Linked DNA regions of Homo sapiens: region 1 is linked to region 2. The links are chromatin contacts, found by Hi-C or POLR2A ChIA-PET in ENCODE. All regions are on one chromosome and are shown on one strand. Each heading gives the region's core, a stretch centred on a gene start or an enhancer-like site at or near the end of the contact. The rest is flanking DNA. Distances are from core to core; before and after follow the strand shown. Region 1 holds the start of TECR (trans-2,3-enoyl-CoA reductase). Region 2 overlaps LINC01841 (long intergenic non-protein coding RNA 1841).

Region 1 (6,611 bases), core at 116-2,615, 190 kb after region 2:
AGTCCCATTTCTTTTTCTTTTTTCTTTTTTTTTTTTTGAGACGGTCTGTTGCTCAGGCTGGAGTGTAGTGGCGAGATCTTGGCTCACTGCAACCTCCGCCTCCCGGGTTCAAGCAATTCTTCTGCCTCAGCCTCCTGATTAGCTGGGACTACAGGTGTGTACCACCACGCCCGGCTAATTTTTGTATTTTTAGTAGCGATGAGGTTTCACCATATCTGCCAGGCTGGTCTCGAACTCCTCACCTCGTGATCTGCCCCCCTCGGCCTCCCAAGGTGCTAGGATTACAGGTGTGAGCCATCGTTCCCGGCCTGGACCAGCCCCATTTCAAGGGCTCAGTGGCCCCATTGGAGCCACTAGACACGATTCTGGACGTCAGGCAGAGACCAATGTAGTTCCCCTGTCCATAGGGCGGAGCAAAGTGTGGAGGGGGGCCGGGCGGGGTGGCTCAGGCCTGTAATCCTAGCACTTTGGGAGGCTGAGGCGGGAGGATCACCTGAGGTCAGGAGTTCAAGACCAGCCTGGCCAACCATGGGGAAACCCCGTCTCTACTAAAAAAAATACAAAAATTAGTCGGGCGTGGTGGCGGGTGCCTGTAATCTCATCTACTTGGGAGGCTGAGGCATGAGAATCGCTTGAACCCGGGAGGCGGAGGTTGCGTGAGCCGTCATTGCGCCACTGCACTCCAGCTGGGGGACAGAACGAGATTGTTTCAAAAACAAAACAAAACAGAAAAACAAAGTGGGGCGGGGCTTTCATTAAAAACGGCAGTGAAGCCACCCCAGAATGGGGCTGGGGCTCAAGGTTCTTGCAGGTTGGGGGTTCCCAAATGGGGAGCTTTTCGCGACTCCGTTTCGCCTTTCCTTCCCTCCCACTCAAGAGTCTCCTCCCATAGTGACCTCCTCGCCAACCAGACTCCGCAGCCCGCGACCCCAGCCCCTAGCCCTCTCCTGCTGTTCCCGGTGTACCCCGGGGGCCGCCCACCTCAGAATTTACCCCTTCGGCGCCGCCTGTCATGTGGATGCTGCCTTGCCTGTCACTCAACTTCTTACCCCGCCCCCGCGTCTGGCCTAACCGTCGCTTACCTTGGTTTCCACAGCGACGCCATCAGGGGGCGTGGCAAAGGGACGCGCGGGGCAGAGACCTCCTTTGGATTGGTGGATGGTCAAGCCCCTTCTCTTTAGCCCCTCCTACAGGCGTTCCGCCCCCTTCGATTGGTCTCGCAAGTTGATTGGTCAATCCCCTGGTGCTAGTCCTAGTCTTGGTTCGGACCGGCCCCAAGGAGCAGGGGCGAACGTGGGCGCCTCGTGCCCTGATTGGCCGACGGGGCGCGCGCGGCCTGGAGGGGCGGGGCGGACGCAGAGCCGCGTTTAGTCTATCGCTGCGGTTGCGAGCGCTGTAGGGAGCCTGTGCTGTGCCGCGCAGTTAGGCAGCAGCAGCCGCGGAGCAGTAGCCGCCGTGGGAGGGAGCCATGAAGCATTACGAGGTAAGAAGCGAGAAACAGGGGCCGTGTGGCCACTGCTGACCCATTCTTTTTCCTTCTTTGCGGGACCACGGGACCCCACTTTCTGGTCCTGTGCCCCGAAGGAAGAGCCAGACGGCGCAGGCGCAGTGGGCAAGCGTTGCGCCCCGGGCCACTCGTAAATTCCAATGCGCATGTGCGCAGGAAGTATTTATAAATCTGCAACCCAGGCTGTTTTGGGGGTACTTTTTCTTGGGGGTCTCTGCAGGGGCTGGGACGCTTGCAGGTTCCTTGCAGCTCCCCCAGCGGGCTGAGTTGCAGACTTTGTCATGGGAGCCACGAAGGTGCGGGACCCTTGCTCCCAATCCGAGGGAGTCTTGCACAAATCTTGCGCCACGCCGCCGTCACCAGCGTAGGAAGGGGCTTTGCTATCAGTATTCTTGTGTACGACCTTTGGACCCCTTCCCTCGCCCGGGACGTTCCCGGGAGACTTAGGCGGTGAGGGAGGTGCAGCTCCACGGCTGGCTTTCGCAGAGCAGCGAAGCTGATCTTGCTTTCTGGTTATCAAAGAGGTCATCTACGTCAACCCTTGGGTGTCACCAAGGAGAAATCTTATACCCACCCACAGCCACTCTTGAAGCCCAAGTCTTCTGACTCCTAACTTGGGTCTCTTTTTCCCTTAAAACGAAGTCTTCTGATGTGCTTATCGCCCTAGGTGATAATATAATATTAATAATTCAACCAATTATCCCTGAATTATTGCTGACTTTTAAGTAACTATCATCAAATAATAAAATTTGTTATTAAAATTCAAAATAACAATTTAGCAAGTGCTTACTCTTGTGCTGGTGAGATTCTGTTACCTTGTATAAGAACTATTATTATTCCTGTTTGTAAGGATGAATAAAGTCTCAGAGATATAAAGTGACTTGTTCAAAGGCCCCTAGTTAGTAAATGCAAAACAGATAGGGGAACTCAGGACGCCAAGGTCTTAGTTCCTAGCCACTATGCCATGCTGGTCCTCAAATGAAAAATAGCAGGTCGAGCGATTTCTTGTTTCTCACTTCCCCTCCAATTTAAAAAATTCTGGCAAAATACACATAAAATTTACCATCTTGACTATTTTTAAGTGTGCAGTTCAGTGGCATTAAGAACATTCACATTGTTGTGCAACCATCACCACCACCCATCTCCAGAACTCTTTGCATCTTGGAAAACAGAAGCTGTAGACGTTAAATACTAACTCCCCATTCCTCTCCACCTCCACCTCTGGCAGCCACCATTCTACTCAGCCACCATTCCGTCTTAATGAATTGACTACTCTAGGTACCTTGGATACGTAGAAGGATTTTTTTTTTCTTTTGGAGACAGAGTTTCGGTCTTATTGCCCGGGCTGGAGTGCAATGGCGCGATCTCGGCCTACTGCAAACTCCGCCTCCTGGGTTTAAGCGATTCTCCTGCCTCAGCCTCCTGAATAGCTGGGATTACAGGTGACCGCCACCATGCCCGGCTAATTTTTTGTATTTTTAGTAGAGATGGGGGTTTCACCATGTTGACCAGGCTGGCCTCAAACTCTTGACCTCAAGTGATTTGCCCTCCTCGGCCTCCCAAAGTACTGGGATTACAGGTGTGAGCTAGTGCGCCCGGCTGTTTGTTTTTATTGACAAGTTGAATATTACTACCTCTGCCTCCTGCCCCCTTTATTGCTACTATTTTTGGAAATTTACCCACAATCCTTTGAAGCCTTTTTTTGAGACGGAGTTTCGCTCTTGTTGAGTACGCTGGAGTGCAATGGCGTGATCTTGGCTCACCGCAACCTCCACCTCCCGGGTTCAAGTGATTCTCCTGCCCCAGCCTCCTGAGTAGCCGGAATTACAGTCATGAGCCACCATGCCCGGCTAATTTTGTATTTTTAGTAGAGACAGGGTTTCTCCATGTTGGTCAGGCTGGTCTCGAACTCCCGACCTCAGGTGATCCACCCACCTTGGCCTCCCAGAGTGCTGGGATTACAGGCATGAGCCACGGTGCCTAGCCCCTTAGAAGCCTTTAACCCACAAATCCTGTAATTTTTGACATGGTATCAAGAATGAGGAGGTTTGTATTCAATAATCTCTGTCATTTAAGTTTTCATTCTAGAATGAAGTTCTGATGTGGATTCCCCTCTCAAACTCTATATCTAAACCTGTAGTCCCACTACTGTAGTCTCAGCTACTCGGGAGGCTGAAGCAGGAGGATGGCTTGAGCCCAGGAGGTTGAGGCTGCAGTGAGCCCAAAAATCAGGCCACTGCACTCCAGCCTGGGCAACAGAGACCCTGTTTGAAGAAAAAAAAAAAAAAAAAAAAAAGCTACCATGTCCAGCTTGAAACATGCAGTTTGGAACATCCATATGGCATTTTGCAAATGTAGTTGGTTTAGTTTTGCTAGTTAACAGTCAGATAAAGTAGGCCTCTGAGCACCCTGGGGGTGCGTGCTTTTGTTCCAGGAAGCTGGGCACAGCCTGAGGCCCAAGACTTGGACTGGAGAATATGCTCCACCGTACTTAATCCTTTTCTCTCCCAGAAAGAAGGGGGAGCTTTGGCCAGGCATGGTGGCTCACGCCTGTAATCCCAGCACTTTGGTAGGCTGAGGTGGCCGGATCGCTTGAGGTGAGGAGTTCAAGACCAGCCTGGCTAACATGGAGAAACCTTGTCTCTACTAAAAATACAAAAGTGAGCCGAGTGTTGTGGCACACGCCTGTAATCTCAGCTACTTGGAGGCAGAGGTTGCAGTGAGCTGAGATCATGCCACTGTACTCCAGCCTGGATGACAGAGCGAGAGTCTGTCTCAAAAAAAAAAAAAAAAAAAAAAAGGGAAGCTTCAAACTCACTGTTCAAAGTGACCTTGAAGGAAAAAATAAATTGTTATTTTGCTGTGTTGTTTGTTATTCTCTGCCAACCTTTGCCAAGTACCCATAGAGGCGATAGCTACAGGGCTTCTGGGTGGGAGAAGCAGTTGTTTCCCGGCCCAGCGGATTGCATAGCAAGCAGATTAGTTTAACTGCATGTGTGTATTGTAGGTCAGTAAAAATAGAAAGGATGCTTTCACTCACACTTAACAAGCAATTTGAGAAAAGGTTTGTCTACATCAAAGAATATATTTCTGGCCGGGCGAGGTGGCTCATGCCTGTAATCCCAGCACTTTGGGAGGCTGAGACGGGTGAATCACTTGAAGTCAGGAGTTCGAGACCAGCCTGGTCAACATGGTGAAACCTCGTCTCTACTAAAAACAAAAAAATTAGCTGGGTATGGTGGCACGTGCTTGTAGTCCCAGCTACTGGCTTCGAGGCTGAGGAATGAGAATCACTTGAAGCTGGGAGGCGGAGTTGCCATGAGCTGAGATCACGCCACTGTACTCCAGCCTGGGTGACAGAGCGAGACTCTGTTTTAAAAAAAATAAATAAAGGATATATTTCAGCTGGGCACAGTGGCTCATGCCTGTAATCCCAGCACTTTGGGACACCAAGGTGGGCAAATCATGTGAGGTCAGGAGTTTGAGACCAGCCTGGCCAACATGATGAAACTCCGTCTCTACAAAAAATAAAAAATTAGCTGGGTGTGGTGGCGCACGCCTGAAATCCCAGGTACTTGGGAGGCTGAGGCAGGAGAATCACTTCAACCTGGGAGGTGGAGGTTGCAGTGAGCTGAGATCGCACCACTGCACTCCAGCCTGGGTGACAAGAACGAGACTCTGTCTCAAAAAAAAAAAGAAAAAAATCTATTTCTGCTTGGGACTAAATCCATCTTCCCACCCTCAAGCAGTCTGTTGTCCACTGAAAGGTTGGCCCCTGGAGAGACCTTGGAGATTATGAAGTGCAGTTTACAACTGATAGAGGTAATGCCCAGAGGGGTGCAGGACGTGCTGACTGTCACGCAACAAATTAATGTCTGGTTGAGGACTGTTATCATGGCAGTTGGGATCCCAGCAGTAGTGGAGATCGGTGGCTGTTTCCATAGTAGCCTCATATCACTGCCAAATCTCATCTGATCTGAGAGGAAAAGTTTTCCACTCTGTGGCCTAATTGAGGTGAAGCCTCTCTCTAGAACGGGTCACCTCCAGGCCTTGGCTGAAGCCGTCTTCTTAGAATACCAGAGCAGGCCTTAGCATTGTCTTGGGGTCAGAGCTAGGTCGGTAAGCGAACTGCTTATCCTAGGATACAGTATTTTTTTAATGTATTTTTTTATTTTATTGCTGTTTTTGCCACTGCAGATGAGACTCAAAGCAATGAGCCCAGCAGCAACTGGAAAAACAGCTACTACATCTTGTAATTGAGCCTGTTAATTCCTGAGAAAATCAGTCTGTCTTCAGCCTCCAGCAGTCCAGGTCACTGCCCATTTCCCGCAGCTGAATACCCAGAAGCGAGCCTCTTGGGGTCCCCCATAACCCACATTTAGGGTGTTTTCTTTCTTTTTTTTTTTTTACACAGAGTCTCGCACTCTCGCCCAGGCTGGAGTGCAGTGGCTCCATCTTGGCTCACTGTAAGCTCCGCCTCCCGGGTTCACGCCATTCTCCTGCCTCAGCCTCCCGAGTAGCTGGAACTACAGGTGCCTGCCACCATGCCTGGCTAATTTTTTGTATTTTTAGTAGAGATGAGGTTTCACCGTGTTAGCCAGGATGGTCTCGATCTCCTGACCTTATGATCCGCCCGCCTCGGCCTCCCAGGGTGCTGGGATTACAGGAGTGAGCCACCATGCCTGGCCTTTTTTTTTTTTTTTTTTTTTTTTTTTTTTGTGACAGAGTCTCGCTCTGTCACCCAGGCTGGAGTGCAGTGATGTGATCTCACCTCACTGCAACCTCCACCTCCCCGGTTCAAGCGATTTTCCTGCCTCAGCCTCCCAAGTAGCTGTTATTACAGGTGGGTGCCACCATGCCCGGCTAATTTCTGTAGTTTTAGTAGAGATGGGGTTTCACCATGTTAGTCCAGGCTGGTCTCGAACTCCTGGGCTCAAGCGATCCTCCTGCCTTGGCATCCCAAAGTGCTGGGATTATAGGTGTGAGCCACCGCACCTTGCCCAGGGGTGAGTCTTATTAGCACCTGATCAGATGGGAACTACTGTTCTACTTTACAGATAATGCAACTGAAGCTCAGAGAGGTAAACTAAGCTGGTCAAGGTCA
Region 2 (6,501 bases), core at 2,667-5,166:
TCCCCGGATGCCGCTCCTCCTCCATCCCCAGAAGTTTCAGCCACTGAGATTCCCCTTGTCCCGGAGGCTGGAGGGGAAGACCCAGGCGGCTGCGCTTTGGAGGCTGGACCATCGTGGGGCTTGTCTGTGCCCACTTTTCCCCCATTCAAGAGTTACCACTGCCAGGCGCAGTTGCTCAGGCCTGCAAACCCAGCACTTTGGGATGGCAAGACAGGAGGATCGCTTGAGCCCAGGAGCTTGAGAACAGCCTGGACAACATGGTAAGACCGCATCACTATATTAAAAAAAAAAAAAAAAAAAAAAAAAAAAAAAAAAGGCTGGGCGCGGTGGCTCACGCCTGTAATCCCAGCACTTTGGGAGGCCAAGACCGGCAGATCACAAGGTCAGGAGATTGAGACCATCCTGGCTAACACGGTGAAAACCCGTCTCTACTAAAAATACAAAAAATTAGCCAGGCGTGGTGGCGGGCGCCTGTAGTCCCAGCTACTCAGGAGGCTGAGGCAGGAGAATGGCGTCAACCCAGGAGGCGGAGCTTGCAGTGAGCCGAGATCGCGCCACTGCACTCCAACCTGGGCGACAGAGCAAGACTCCGTCTCAAAAAAAAAAAAAAAAAAAAAAAAAGAGGCTAGGTGCGGTGACTCACGCCTGTAACCCCAGGAGTTTGTGACCAGCCCGGCCAACATGGTGAAACCCCGTCTCTACTAAACACACACACACACACACACACACACACACACACACTCTTAGCCGGGTGTGGTGGCGGGCGCCTGTAATCCCAGCCACTCGGGAGGCTGAGGCAGGAGAATTGCTTGAACCTGGGAGGCGGAGCTTGCAGTGAGCCAAGATCGTGCCATTGCACTCCAGCCTGGGCTACAAAAGCGAAACTCCGTCTCAAAAAAAAAAAAAAAAAAAAAAAATTCAAGCCTAGTGGATTGGAAATACCACTTTCCCTGTCTTCCTTCATCCTTTCCTTAGTCACTATCTAGACACCCTTTTTACTGGGAGTCTGGGTTACAGGGTTACATTAACCAGAACCTTAAAGAGAAAAATACTGTAATTGCAAAAACGACCAGCCTTTTAAAATGGAACAAAAGAGACTAGAAAATATCAGAACCCACTGCACAGTAGAAATATGACTATGACTTCCTGAAACTTTTGTTTTAGTTCCAAACCTGGGTAGAAGGCCTACGTTGCAATGTAAAAAATTAATTCTTTGATTTGTGATCAAAGTGCTTGAAAGATGTGGTTATATATGATGTTTGAAATTGGTTTTCTTTTTTTTTTAATTAATATATCACAGAGGTCACGCTGTGTCAATGAATATAAGTTTTAGCACTTGAATTTTCTTTTCTTTTTTTTGAGACTGAGCCACCTTATCACCCAGGCTGGAGTGCAGTGGCGAGATCTCGGCTCACTGCAACTTTCACCTCCTGGGTTCAAGCGATTCTCCTGCCTCACCTCCCAAGTAGCTGGGATTACAGGCACCCACCAACACATCCAGCTAATTTTTGTATTATTAGTAGAGACAGGGTTTCACCAAGTTGGCCAGGCTGGTCTCGAACTCGTGACCTCAAGTGATCCGCCCACCTCAGCCTCCCAAAGTGCTGAGATTACAGGTGTCAGCCACCACACCCAGCTTTTAATTTCCTTTTCTTTGTTGAGACAGGTTCTCATTCTGTCACCCAGGTTGGAGTGCAGTGGTGCGATATGCGCTCACTGCAGCCTCCACCTCCTTGGGCTCAAGCAATCCTCCCCCCTCAGCCTCCCAAGTAGCTGGAAGTACAGACATGTGCCACCATGCCTGGCTAATTTTTTAGTTTTTGTAGAGTTGGGATCTGGCTATGTTGCCCAGGCTAGTCTTGAACTCCTGGGCTCAGGCGATCCTCCCACCTGGGCCTCCCAAAGTGCTGGGATTACAGGCATGAGCCACCATGCCCAGCCCACTTTCATTTTCTACTATGCATGTAGCCAATCCCCAGAGCCCAGGTACCTCCATTGTTTCCAGCCTCTTTTAAAGCTTTTCTTAATGATGGTAACAGCAAGCATCCTCTATGTGCCTGGCAGAAGGCTAAGCATTTCACACACTTTGCCTCATGGAGTCCTCATGAGAGGCCCATTTTACTGATGAGAAAATCTGGGAACCGTAACAATAAACCATATGACTTAGGTCACACAGCTTGAAGGTGGTGAAGCCAGAATTCGAACCCTGGCTGTCTGATTCCAGAGCTCTTAACCACCCTGTGTTAGTTATTCTTTTCTTTTCTTTTCTTTTTTTGAGACGAAGTCTTGCTCTTGTCCCCCAGGCTGGAGTGCAATGGTACAATATCGGCTCACTGCAACCTCTGCCTCCCAGGTTCAAGCAATTCTCCTGCCTCAGCCTCCCGAGTAGCTGGGATTACAGGCGCCTGCCACCACGCCCGGCTGATTTTTGTATTTTTAGTAGAGACGGCGTTTCACCATGTTGGCCAACCTGGTCTCGAACTCCTGACCTCAGGTGATCTGCCCGCCTCAGCCTCCCAAAGTGCTGGGATTACAGGCGTGAGCCACCGTGCCCAGCCTATTCTTTATAGTTCTCCACCTATTTGACTGATTATATCCCTGACATAAATTCCTAGAGGTGGATTTGCTGGGTCAGAGAATCCACATGCTTAAAGGTTTAATACTAATATCTAGAACACCATCCCAAGAAAGTTGTATCGTGGCCGGGTGCGGTGGCTGACATCTGTAATCCTAGCACTTTGGGTGGCCGAGGAGGGAGGATCACTTGAGATCAGGAGTTTGAGACCAGCCTGGGCAAGTCGTGAGACCCCATGTTACAAAAAGTTTTTAAAAAATTAGCTGGGTGTGGTGACCTGTACCTGTAGTCAGCTATTTGGCAGGCTGAGGTGGGAGGATTCCTTAAGCCTAGGAGGTTGAGGCTGCAGTGAGCCGTGATTGTGCCACTGCACTCCAGCATGGGTGACATAGTGAGACCCTGTCTCAAAAAATTAAAAAAAAAAAAGTTGTGTCAATTTAAACTCCCATGACCGTGCTCAAGTGTGCATTCCCAAAACTTCACACACACTCATAAGCTTGACAAGGAAAAGTGATTCTTCAGCTGAACGGTCAGATTGAGCATCTTTACAGAGGTTTGTTAAGCTCTCACTCCTTTGTGAACCCCCTATTCAAGCCCTGTGCCAATTTCACATTTGGGATGTTTGTCTTTTTTTTCTTATTGATTCATATGTGCTTTTTGTATATTAAGGCTCTTAATGATTTGTCTGCCATATACGTGGCAAACAATCTAATCTCCCTTGATCTTTTCTTTTCCTTTTTTTTCTTGAGATAGAGCCTCACTCCGTTGCCCAGGCTGGAATGCAGTGGCACCATAATAGCTCACCGCAATCACTGCAGCATCAACCTCCTGGGCTCAAGCCATCCTCCTGCCTCAGCCTCCTGAGTAGCTGGGACCACAGGTGTGTGCCACCATGCCCAGATAAATTTTTAAAAATTATTTTTGTAGGGATGGGGTCTCACTATGTTGCCCAGGCTGGCTATCTCCTCTGATCTGGGACTCCAGCTAGATCTCCTTTTATTGCCCAACTGGCCTCAATGAACATTTCTCTTCTGTCTAGGCCTCATTGCAGGTTGCATTTTATTGGCGGTTCCTCCAGAAACAAAAGCAGAGACTTTGAGATCTTATGAACCTCAGTCTTACCCAGAACACTTGAAGAACCCTTCAGCTTTCCATGGCAAGAAAGCTCAGGCCCTGGGGCCAGAAGCCACGGCTTTGTGTCTGGGTTCTGTAGTTTACTGCTATGGCTCCAGTTTCTGATTCCTCCAAGTTAAGATGGGTTGGTAAATTCTGCCACGCAGAATGCGCTTCTAGCCACGCCCACTGTGTATCAAACCATGCCCACTGTACATAAACCACGCCCTCTCATCTAGCTACGCCCACCAATCGTCTAGCCACGCCCACCTTCGAGTGGAGAGGTGTGATTAGAGCATTAAAGAGAGAGGCGTGATTAGAGCATTAAAAAGAAGTGAAGAACCGAAATAGTGAGGATCCTGGGCCAGGGGGAGGAGGAGGGAGAAGATCCCCTGGCCTCGATGGCTGGCAATTCCTTCATGCCCCTAGCACCCACCTGGTTAAAGAAAGGATAGCTGGGCGCAATGACTCACTCCTGTAATCCCAGCACTTTGGGAGGCCGAGGCAGGCAAATCTTGAACTTGAGGCCAGGAGTTCAAGACCAGCCTGATCAACATGGCAAAACCCCATCTCTACTAAAAATACAAAAATCAGCCGGTGTGGTCGTGTATGCCTGTAATCCCAGCTACTCAAGAGGCTGAGGCACGAGAATCGCTTGAACTCAGCAGGCGAAGGTTGCAGTGAGCCGAGATCACACCACTTCACTCCAGCCTGGGCAACAAAGCAAGACTGTCTCAAAAAAAAAAAAAAAAAAAGAAAAGAAAAGAAAAGAAAAAAGAAAAAGAAAATAAAAAAAAGAAAGAAGGAGGCACCTGGCTACTGTATTCCACCTTTCTCCTCACCCACTCTTTTTTTTTTTTTTTTTTTTGAGACGGAGTCCTTCTCTGTCATCCAGGCTGGAGTACAGTGGCACCATCTCGGCTCACTGCAACCTCCGCCTCCTGAGTTCAAGCTATTCTCCTGCCTCAGCCTCCCAAGTAGCTGGGACTACAAACACGCACCACTACCTCCGGCTAATTTTTGTATTTTTAGTAGAGATGGGGTTTTGCCATGTTTTTCAGGCTAGTCTTGAACTCCTGACCTCAAGTGGTCCGCCCGCCTCAGCCTCCCAAAGTGCTGGGATTACAGGTGTGAGCCACCACGCCCGGCCCTCACCCGCTCTTTAAAATATCCCTACCAGGGTCAATGGTTTATCTGTGCCTCAGTGTTCCCATCTGTAAAATGAGGATAATTTTAAGGATTACCTGAGTTAGCATCTGTGAAGGGGTTAGAATGGTACCTGGCACATAGTAGGCACTCAATAAATGGCATCACTGATATGGTTCCACGGATGGTTGTATTATTAATAGGAATAAAGTGTGGGATGGAAAAACGTTGCTCTGGGCACCTGGAACCAGCCCCAGGGGCACGTGGGGCTCTACACAGGCTCTTTACCCCATGCCAGCGGGAGGACACTTTGGGGGGAAACTGAGGCACTGACAATCCCCTGCCTTCCCAGCCCTGAGTCCTTCTCACCCATGCCCAGAGCCTCAGAGGCCAGCAAGGTGCCCCAAGGGAAAGCGACACTTCTGAACTGCGCTGCCTGGCACAATTACCGTTTTCATCCTCATTAAACTACATTTTCATTCTAATTAGAGTTTCACCGCCTCCCAGAGAGAAGGGCCGATTACTTTTCAGCATCATTAACACTGGCTCCCTCCCCACTTTCCTCCTCCCCTGCCCAGGCTCCCACTACACCAGGGCATTCTCTCTCTCTCTCTCCTTCACCCCATGGACCAGAGAGAAGCAACAGAACATTTATTGTCGCCTACTGGGTGCCAAGTTGGATGCTAGGAACCTTCCCCCACAGCCTCTTCGCCTTATCTTGGGCTGGTCTAATTTTCTTTTTGTCCCCAACACTTACCCCTTTTTGTTTTTGTTTTGTTTTGTTTTGTTTTGTTTTGTTGAGACAGGGTCTTACTCTGTCGCCCAGGCTGGGGTGCAGGTGCGTGATCTCGGCTCACTGCAACCTCCGCCTCCCGGATTCAATCGATTCTCCCACCTCAGCCTCCTGAGTAGCTGGGATTACAGGTGCACACCACCACCTGGCTAATTTTTGTATTTTTTTTTAGTAGAGAGGGAGTTTCACCAGGTTGGCCAGGCTGGTCTCAAACTCCTGATCCCAAGTGATCCGCCTGTCTTGGCCTCCCAAATTGCTGGGATTACAGGTGTGAGCCACTGCGCCCGGCCCCTTTTGAACATGCTCTATGCTTTATTTGTTCTTTTTATCCTCTGTCTCCCCCTCCCCAGAATGTCAACACCCACTCATGTCCCCCACGCACTCCTGGGCACGCTGACCCCACAGCTTCTAAGAACCAGCTCCCGAGAAGTGGCTCTGGCTGCTGAGTGGGTGGAAAGTATGGAGAACAAACACTCTCCTGGAGCAGACCTTGAGCAATGGCTGATGGGAGTTGGTGGATAAATATCCCAGCTCCCTCGCCCCTAGGTGGGCACCCTCTGAAGAGTGTGCTCTATTTGATTTCAGCATTCTCCAGCATAATTGAGTTGCCCACAGTGGAAACTGGCTCATAAACACCCTTCATTGGCTACCTGCCCTTCCCTTCCTCACTCTCCTTCTCCCCTACCCATGCTTACTGAGATCATCTCTCAGATCAACCATATCCTAGATCTCCCAGCCCCTTTGGAGTTCAGGCAAACCAGAGAGGGACTCAATACCCAAGGAACAGGTTAAGAAAGCCTCTGCAAAGCCAGGCACGGTGGCTCATGCCCGTAATCCAGTGCTTTGTGAGGCAGAGGCAGGAGGATCATTTGAG

What was found. A loop is a pair of places that touch in the nucleus more often than their neighbours do. ChIA-PET counts read pairs that join two places held with the same protein, here RNA polymerase II (POLR2A). Pooled maps may share reads with other maps.
Region 1: a loop to region 2 is called in a pooled map, with 2.5 times the contacts of the local background. The contact joins the promoter of TECR here to the enhancer-like site in region 2. A Hi-C loop is called at or near these places in 1 of 50 pooled maps. POLR2A ChIA-PET finds 5 or more read pairs at or near these places in 2 of 52 experiments (HEK293 and activated CD4-positive, alpha-beta T cell).

The regions. Positions count from the first base shown.
Region 1 is chr19:14,528,229-14,534,839 of GRCh38, forward strand. TECR (trans-2,3-enoyl-CoA reductase) reads left to right here and starts at 1,366. Exons shown (of 13, transcript NM_138501.6): 1 at 1,366-1,483. The coding sequence starts at 1,469. MIR639 (microRNA 639) reads left to right here and starts at 1,315; the gene lies at 1,315-1,412. It also overlaps a transcript of DNAJB1 not described here. RefSeq lists enhancers at 1,110-1,694, 2,058-2,117 and a silencer at 1,168-1,457.
Region 2 is chr19:14,333,760-14,340,260 of GRCh38, forward strand. All of the region lies in intron 1 of LINC01841 (long intergenic non-protein coding RNA 1841), which reads right to left. LINC01842 (long intergenic non-protein coding RNA 1842) reads left to right here. Exons shown (of 2, transcript NR_134916.1): 1 at 1-260. Among named protein-coding and RNA genes, the nearest start is that of LINC01842, 3.3 kb to the left of the region's middle. RefSeq lists enhancers at 6-681, 4,721-5,221, 5,222-5,722 and a silencer at 3,824-4,024. Within about 2 kb of position 3,917, at least 2 of the 41 ENCODE cell types and tissues checked have a DNase peak (open chromatin) inside an H3K27ac peak, as active enhancers do.